Regions from separate parts of the Homo sapiens genome. Here region 1 is linked to region 2. Evidence: read pairs that join two places in POLR2A ChIA-PET (ENCODE). Cell type or tissue: B cell. All regions are shown on one strand. Links, peaks and the distances in the headings refer to the core of each region. The heading gives the core; the rest is flanking DNA.

What was found. Peaks named below come from ENCODE experiments on the same cell type or tissue, not always from the same donor. Only the 100,000 strongest peaks of a DNase experiment are listed, where the experiment ranks them.
Region 1: POLR2A ChIA-PET joins it to region 2 with 5 read pairs; 1 of 35 experiments calls an interaction of 5 or more read pairs at or near these places.

What each region holds. Positions count from the first base shown.
Region 1 is chr3:151,263,471-151,267,791 of GRCh38, reverse strand. The region is part of intron 16 of MED12L (mediator complex subunit 12L); the gene reads right to left. All of the region lies in intron 1 of P2RY14 (purinergic receptor P2Y14), which reads left to right. Among named protein-coding and RNA genes, the nearest start is that of P2RY14, 13 kb to the left of the region's middle. In B cell, for the core only: no CTCF peak of the experiment used is centred there; a DNase peak (open chromatin) is centred at 1,691; H3K4me3 peaks cover 693 bases; H3K27ac peaks cover 3,188 bases.
Region 2 is chr3:150,631,326-150,635,726 of GRCh38, reverse strand. No RefSeq gene overlaps it. Among named protein-coding and RNA genes, the nearest start is that of SELENOT, 30 kb to the right of the region's middle. RefSeq lists a silencer at 311-605. In B cell, for the core only: no CTCF peak of the experiment used is centred there; no DNase peak of the experiment used is centred there; H3K27ac peaks cover 263 bases.

The DNA of each region.
Region 1 (4,321 bases), core at 1-4,000, 630 kb before region 2:
CTGCCTTAGTGCCTAAGTTTCTACACCACAATTAGGCAATTCTTTTTAATGAATTAGGCCATAAAACAGTAATTCACAGCAGCTCTGTTGAAAACTGACTTATATATATAAGTAATACATGTTACAAGATATTACTCTCAAGAGACATTTTCTATAGCCTGAAACACTGGCATTATTTTATAGGATTTAGGTGGCTTTAAAAAAATGTTTTAAATTCATAGGAAAACTATTTACATCTAAGCAAGGACCGAGGCTCTCATTTGTAGCTTGCACTTTTCTGTTTTTAACAATTACCCAGATTCACAAGCTAACATTTCAGGGATAATCAATAGTGGCTTAGAATTTAGGGTGAAAAAAGAGAAAGTAACATATAACCTTGATATTGTTTCTTTCTAAAAAGAAAAGGGGATTTGTGATTAGCTACTTAAATTTGATTACATTATACACTTAAATTCCTTTTCTCATGAAGTATTTCAATGACTACCATTTCCTTAATAGCACTTCATTATTGTTATGCCTTTCTAAATGACAATGTACAATCCTTTTCACAGCCAAAGGTCAAAAAGAATAAAGAAAGCAAAAATCTCCCAGTAAGGAATACTGTCATAAGTCACATCTTCCATGAAGTGTTTAGTTGATAGTTCCTGTAAACAGTCAAAATAAACTTCACTTCAAGAATGTAAGGAGTTCTAACACGCAAGAAATGAACTCTAGAATGAGCTGCCCAGACAATTTTAAATTAGGAAAAAGTCTTTTGTACTTTACAGTATAGATGTAATTTGTCAACACTATGTATAAAGTAAATCCAAACATCCCATAAAATCCATTTTAAACCATACTGAAAACACTCCAGGACAGAATGGATTGACTTCATGTGAAGGTGGGGGTTTATAAAAGTTACAGACTCCTACAACATGCTGGGCATGACAGCATACCAATTCCTTCCCAGGAGAAGGAAGTTTTCCCTTCGTAGGACATCTACAGCACTTTTTTGCTCTGACCTTAGTCTTTCTTCTTACCAGGCAGCTAACTATTTCCTGCATGTATGCTTTATTTTTCCCTGTGCCAAGCCACCAAGTCCCAAAGCTTTCCTCCCATGGCTGGAGTTCCTTTCCACTGATATGTTCATATCACTTGCTCATCCACTCCTTCATTTACTTAAAATCTTCAAGGTACTAGAATAGGAAAGAATGTTCAAGGAAAATAAGACAGCAACCCCCATCTCTTATAGCTAACGCTAAGGTGGAAGTCAAAATTGAAACGCGATTTTTAAAAAGGACTGCACTATTATACAACTGCTTCTGTAAAAATATAATTTAAAAAATGTCTAGAGTCTAGGCAACCTGTGTTTAATGTTAAGTCCGTTCGCTCAACACTAAACTGCTTTCTATCTGGATGATACTGTAAATGTGATCCTAAAAGTCTCTTCTGTTTGAGATTTCCAGACACATGCAGTGATAGGGTTCAAATATTTCACAAATTTGTTAACATTTTGGCTTTGATAAGTTCATGTTCTCATTTTAATAGAAGATGTTGAATACCTTGGAAATTGAGGTCATGAAGGGACATCTACTTATTTAACAGAAATCAGATGAGCCTTCCTCAAAGGCACAGAGGCAGCAGCATCATTAGCATAAAGTTGCCGTAACAACGTTGTGCTGCAAACAAAAGCACTAAGGAGAAAGGGGAACTGAAAGGGGAAAGATGGCAGCAAAGCCAAGGGCACCTGTGCACACTGCCAAGTCGAATCTAAGTCAGTAGCTCAGAAACTCTTGTAACTGAGCAACCTGAAGGCACAGACAACAATTAAATGCCTCTTTGAACCAGAACTAATCAGACTTGCCCAGCGCTGATGCCCTTTGCCTGCCATCTTCAATTCTCAGGGCCGCAAGACTCTGCTCCAAGCCTTTCCATGATTCCCTGAAAAGGACCAAGAGACCCTTCCAATTTCATAGGTGTTCTGACTTTAATTTGCAGGGAGAAATTTTTTTATACAAACACAATCTTACCAATACATAAGACAGAACCAGAAATACTATACTCTTGGTGAGGCTGAGATGGGGACACCATCCGTCTCCCTGGAACCCCAGAAGGCCTATGAGGACTGCCAGAAGCCAGCCAAGAAACATTTTAAAACCTACTCAGATTCCTCCGTATAAAAAGGAATATTCTTATGATGAGCCTGCTGTATACTGCCTATTTTCTTAGAGAGAAACCCTGAATATAACTGAAAATCTGTCATCAGTGATTTGAGAGGAGATAGGGAGGATGATGGCAGTGACCGGCAAGTGGGCAGTTGAGAATAAAGACTCGAAAAGGCTCTCATGGTGTAAGACACAAATATAAGAGTAAAGAAGCAGAAGATAATGATACTCAAAAAAGAGAAATCAGTCTGTGAAACTTCTGCTTTTTAAAAAATTCTCAGAAATTCCACGTCTGTGCTGGGAAAAATAAACTCAACAGTTTTATTTTCCTGATCTCTTTAACTTTAAAAGCCAAAAGATCTACTCAGTTTCCATGATGACTATTTAAAGTCTCAGAATAGAGCATCGTACATTATATTCTATGAGTAGCTCCCCTTTGTTTATTCCGTCTTTGGCTCAACCATTATTAACTGAATACTTCCACTGTGCCAGATACTGCTCTAGGTGCTGGCGACACACAGCATAACAAGTGGTTCTGCACTGAAGAATAATCTAGCAGGCTGGAGGCAGGACATAATGGCGAGTTCTGGAAAATAGGGTGAGAGGAAGAAATCATCATGAAGATGAGAGATCAGAACAGAAATAAGGGAGACAAAGAGGGAGAAAGAGCAAATGGAGAAGATGGGTGTGTTATCTTTGAAGTGGAGGAGCAAGAGCAAGAAGGCCAGTGTGGCTACAAGAGAAGGGCAAGGCAGTGGCCACAGGAGGTACAGTCAGAGAACCAGGCAGGGCCAGCTGGTCATGTAGAGCCATGCAGGCCATGACCAAACTCTGGATGTTTTCTAAGTGTGATGAGACCACACACACACATACACACACACGCACTGGGTGGGCCTGAGCAAGGGAGTAGCAAGACTTAATTTGTGTTTTTAGAGCTCCTTCTTGCAGCTGGCTGGGGTAGGGGGCACAGGCTGGAAGGTCACAGGAGGCTCCTGCTCCCAGCATTGATTATGACAGAGCAGTTTTTAATACACAAATTAAACTGCAATTTGAGGGAAACAATTTCAGGAGAAAGAAACCCCATCAACTATAAATGAGAAAACTCTCCATACTGGGTTATGGTTATCTTAGAGATGTGCGCTTTACACAATCATAAACCAACTAATAAGCTCAGGTTTGAATTTCTGAGACAGGCCATAAGGCGTTTTCAATAAAAGCTCTTAAGCAGTTTCTTCTTTCCTAACTGACAAAATACACTCCTACTGCCCTCGTGAGAAGAGTTCAGTTCTTCCATTTAAAAGATGGCATGTCCAATAATTACTTAATTTTATGCTAAGTGAGCACAAACTCTTTTTGATGTCACAGCAAACAAGTGCTTACAAAATAATGAAATCAATTACAGCAGCTGTACTGAAGACCAACCTCAAAACACAACCTTCAAAGATTTTAGGGGAATGTGGGAGGGAACAAGGAAATACAAGTACAGAGATCTTTAAACACTGAACAATGAAATAACCCAAATGTCCAGTAACAGAAAAATGGTTATGATTCTTTTCTTCAGTGAAATGAAGTAGAACTACTCAAAAGAAAAAGGCAGAACTTTAAAAACTGAAATGGAAAAGTCACCATGATATACTGTTAAGTGGGTAGGGGAGAGGGAAGGAGTGGTGGTAAGAGATCTCAGCCTCTGTCCATCGTTATCTGCCTTTCTACAATTCCTAACATTAACTGAAGGCTGTGCCACACTTTACCCTGCACTGACTTCAACACTGCTTTGTATTGTCTCACTCTTACCACAACCCTATGGGGTAAAGAGAATTATTACCATTTAACAGATGAGTTAGGTATTTTACCAAGAGTCACAGAGCTGATAAGTGGGGGGGGTGGTACGGGAATCCAGGAATTCCAACCCTGTAGCCTGCATTCTTAATCTCTATATTACATTAATCTCTTAGAGATGAGTCCTTATTCACTGAACATGTTAAATTAATTTTTTCTTGGATTGTTTCTTTCAAATAACACTTAAAAAATTTAAAACTCCCATTTGATGTTCTGGGAAATAATTTCAAGGAAAATTAAATTAACGATAAAACACGTAAAGCTCATGATATTTTGGAAAGTTGATATGACCCAAGTTGGCATTAAACTCAAAATCAAAGAACAAAACAACTTTACAA
Region 2 (4,401 bases), core at 275-4,274:
AAAGCTGCCTCTCACCACAGTTCACATTCTCACACAAGTTCAAAGAAAACAGGAAGTGCCCTAGAAACACTGAGAACCCTCTTTCTTTGTGTCCTCTGGGGTAGTCCACTAGCCACTTAAAGCCCCAAAAGTAGTTCTTTGGCTTTTTTCTCTAATCAAAAGAAGAAAAGAGCTAATAAGAGATATTTCCCTTTGTTGGTTTGTTATCCTTGACAATCTTTCCCACTAAAACGTTTGTTACCTTGAATTTAGCCTTTTATTTCATTATTGGAATGAAAAGCTTCCTCTGTTTGTTTTAAGCATAAATATGGAAAAACTACTCACAGAGGCAAGGAAGACTGCTTGAAATGACACTAAGCCTCCTTAACAGCTTTCAGCCTTTCAGAGTGGCTAGGAAACAAGCACTGCCCTCTCCCCGTCTGGGGACCGATTAGGATAAGACTCTTCCACCCCAGGCCCCAGCTAGCGGTGGTGGTTAAGAACAGGACCATTACAGGACCCAAAGAGGCCACTCTGCATGAGCCTGGAGAGTAAAACCCCGGTTGAGAACAACTGCCTTAACCATATTCATTCAGTCAGTCAACGTATGGAACCACAATTTTAGCCTTCCTCAAGACTGTTTTCAGCATGTTTCTCATTACTTTGTACGGTATTTAACTGCTTTTCTGGTACCGTAACTTTGTGTATTATTTTAAAACTCATTATCTTCATTTTCCATATAATCTTCCCACATGCATTTTCTGGATACAAAGCTCCGGAAACACATCTTCTTCTGTTACTGCAATAATCCTTTTTTTTTTTTTTTTGAGACGGAGTCTTGCCCTGTCGCCCAGGCTGGAGTGCAATGGCACGATCTCGGCTCACTGCAAGCTCTGCCTCCTGGGTTCATGCCATTCTCCTGCCTCAGCCTCCTGAGTAGCTGGGACTACAGGCGCCTGCCACCACGTCCGGCTAATTTTTTGTATTTTTGGTAGAGACGGGGTTTCACCGTGTTAGCCAGGATGGTCTCGATCTCCTGACCTCATGATCCGCCTGCCTCGGCCTCCCAAAGTGCTGGGATTACAGGCGTGAGCCACTGTGCCTGGCTTATGTTACTGCAATAATCCTTAAGCAGAAGGCTGTACTACACATTATCTAGAAAACTTATACAAATTTGAAGAAGATGACTCTATAATGATCACCTTATTTCTTAAGATGCTGTCCACACATACACACACACATTCCTCCACGCATTCCTCCAAACCCATGGGGAATAAGATGCCGGGGTTACACGCAGCCTCAGGAGAAACAAATTTCCCGAGCATCCATTTTGCTTAAAGATTTAGGGAGTTAAGAACAATAAAACAACATTTTTATATTAAACCCAGCAATGAACAATTTGAAATAAAATGATTTTTGGCATGAATTTTAAAATGAGACATCAACAAAATTGTGTTTTGCAATGGGCCACATTAGGCCATGGTCCCAGGCAGGCCAGTGCTTCAGCAAAGTTGAGATCTAGTTGAACACAGCATTTCACCAAATTAAAATGGCAAGAGCGTTGAGAGAACATGTGATCCAAACTGCACCTGAGAAGCAGGTGTGCTGTTTTTTTTTTTTTTTTTTTTGAGATGGAGTCTTGCTCTGTCGCCCAGGCTGGAGTGCAGTGGCACGATCTTGGCTCACTGCAACCTCTGCCTCCTGGTTCAAGCGATTCTCCTGCCTCAGCCTCAGCTGGGACTACAAGGCATGCGCTCCCACGCCTGGCTAATTTTTGTATTTTTAGTAGAGATGGGGTTTCACCTTGTTGGCCAGGCTGGTCTCGAACTCCTGACCTCAGGTGATCCACCCACCTCAGCCTCCCAAAGTGCTGGGATTACAGACGTGAGCCACTGAGCCCGGCCAGGTGTGCTGTTTTTAAACTTACCTTACACGTGAGGTAGCCATCTTGCCTGGGACACATAGCTAGTAATCTCTGTGTGTTTTCAATTCTCATCATGTAATCAGTGAATAGGATGAGTCGTCTGAAGAACTGCAATTTATAAACCTGCTTTCGGGGAAGGATCTTTCCAAGTGGGGAAATAGATCCAGTCAATCTGAAACCTGAATTTCATTATATTAGGATAAGAAATTATTATGTAAACTTGCCTTCCTCTGATGTATCTTGCACACACATACACCTGCCTTTTTTAGTTTATTTGAAAAATTTCAGCCCATCTTAGCTAAAGCGTAAATGTGAAGTGAAATTGAGATTAAATTTGTAAAATTGCCTTGTTACTGTCTTCTCTCTTCCCACCTAATTTCTGACAAAGTCCTCTGCTGTTATTCTGCTTTCCCCAAGCCCCGCCAAGGGTGTAGGGTTTGTTTGGTTTTGTTTCGTTGCCATAAGCTATATAACCAGGGCAAGACATTTAACCTCTCTTGGCCTTTTTTTTAATTTGAAAATTCAAGTACTGAAGTAGATCTCAACACCAAATTTCTATACATCTGTATAAAACACAATTTTACTGGAAGAATCACATTTATGAGTCACCTGTTGCTTATATACACTATGTATTTTAATATATTAAAAAATAATTTTATTCCTAGATTTTATGAGCTGTTAAAAGACAAAATTCAGCAGCATTTTCTAATACTATTTTTTAAAACGTTTAGGGAAAAATGTCAATGGCACACTTTCTTTCAAACAGATCTGCTCTTAGCAACTCCAGAGTAACAAAGGAGCTGTAATGGTTTTTTTCCTCTTGTAAGAGTTGTTAGTACACAAAACAGATGAGTATGGCCAGTGGCCCAAGGGAGTGTTGGTAGCAACCTCCCGAGGCCTTAATATTTTTGTTTCTTAACCAAGCAATCAAGTGCTGGCTCCATCCATTCTAGACAACTCTCAAACAGGTTAAATAGCTACCTGATCTGAGCAGTACTTGATCTGAGCAGCCTATAACCACAAAGCAATAGGCTTGTCTTAAACAATTATAACCCTGAATGAGGAGGAGGTTGGGTGGAAGGGGTCAATAAAGGAAAAAGGGATTAACAGATGACAAAATGATCAGGGAGTAGATATCAAGTGAGAAAGTTCCAAGATAGGAAATGTGACACACAAGTTGGACCAGAGTACTTTTCTGGGACTTTAATCCATGCTCTCCTTCTTCCTTTCCCCTCCTCATCATCCCCCCTTCTCACCCCCTACCCCAACTCTCTTCCCTAATTATAATTTCTCTCAAGGAGAAAATGAGGCCGATTTAGAGGAGAGTTCTGATTCTCTCATTTGAATCCCTGAAGCCAATTCTACATTGGACTTTCTCAGTTACATGAACTAATTAATCCTTCTGGGGGGGTTGGTGGGGATAAAATAGTAGATTGGGTTTCCCTGGCAATTTAAACAGTTCTATTATGGTTAATTACTCTAATAAAGCTAAATATGTAAATTTTTCTCTACTCAGAATTACAAGAATTTACATAGATTTTTGCTTAATGTGAAAATCAAAATCAGTTGTCACTGTAAATTAAGGATAATGTAGGTATGCTATTGCCTGGTTTGCTCTGAGAAAATCTGGCAATTCAAACCAGTTATTTTATATTATACTCAAAGATTTAATACTTCCTTCTAAAAGAAATTCATGCAAAAGGTTGTAAAGTGATAACAAGAAAGGATGTGTTGCATTGATAAGACTGGGACAATTAAGTCAGTGTTTTCTTAGAAACATAATCTCCCTCTCATATCATTCTTTTTATCTCCTGAGCTCCCATTTTGCTGAATTTGTGTTAAGTCATTCTACACGTGACGCATCTAGGATGCATCTAGGATGAATCTTCTGCATTCTGCTCTGTGGTATGGTGCTACTCAGTGTAGACCAGCGGTCCCCAACCTTTTCTGGCACCAGGGACTGCTTTTGTGGAAGACAAATTTTCCATAAACGGACAGGGGGTTGGGGGGATGGTTTTGGGATGAAACTCAGATCATCAGGTATTAGGTTCCACCTCAGATCATCAGGTATTAGGATTCTCATAAGGAGCGCACAACCTAGATCCCTCGCAGGCACTGTTCACAATAGGATTCTGGCTCCTATGAGAATCTAATGCACTGGTCTGACAGGAGGCAAAGCTCAGGAGGTAATGCTTGCTTGCCTGACACTCACCTGCTGGTGTGCGGCTGGTTTTCTAAGAGGCCACAGACCACCACCAGTCCATGGCCCAAGGACTGGGGACTCCTGGTATACACCACAGACTAACAGTATTAGAATTATTTTGAAGCTTGTTTGAAATGCAAATTACCTGGTACCATTTCAGATCAACTAAATCAGAACCATTAGGAGTGGGATCCAGAAATTTGTCCCAGTGATTTTTAAGCACATTAAAATTTTAAAACCACTACTGTTTGTCTGCATGCTTTTTTATTTTGCTCATGCTTAACATTGGCAAAAG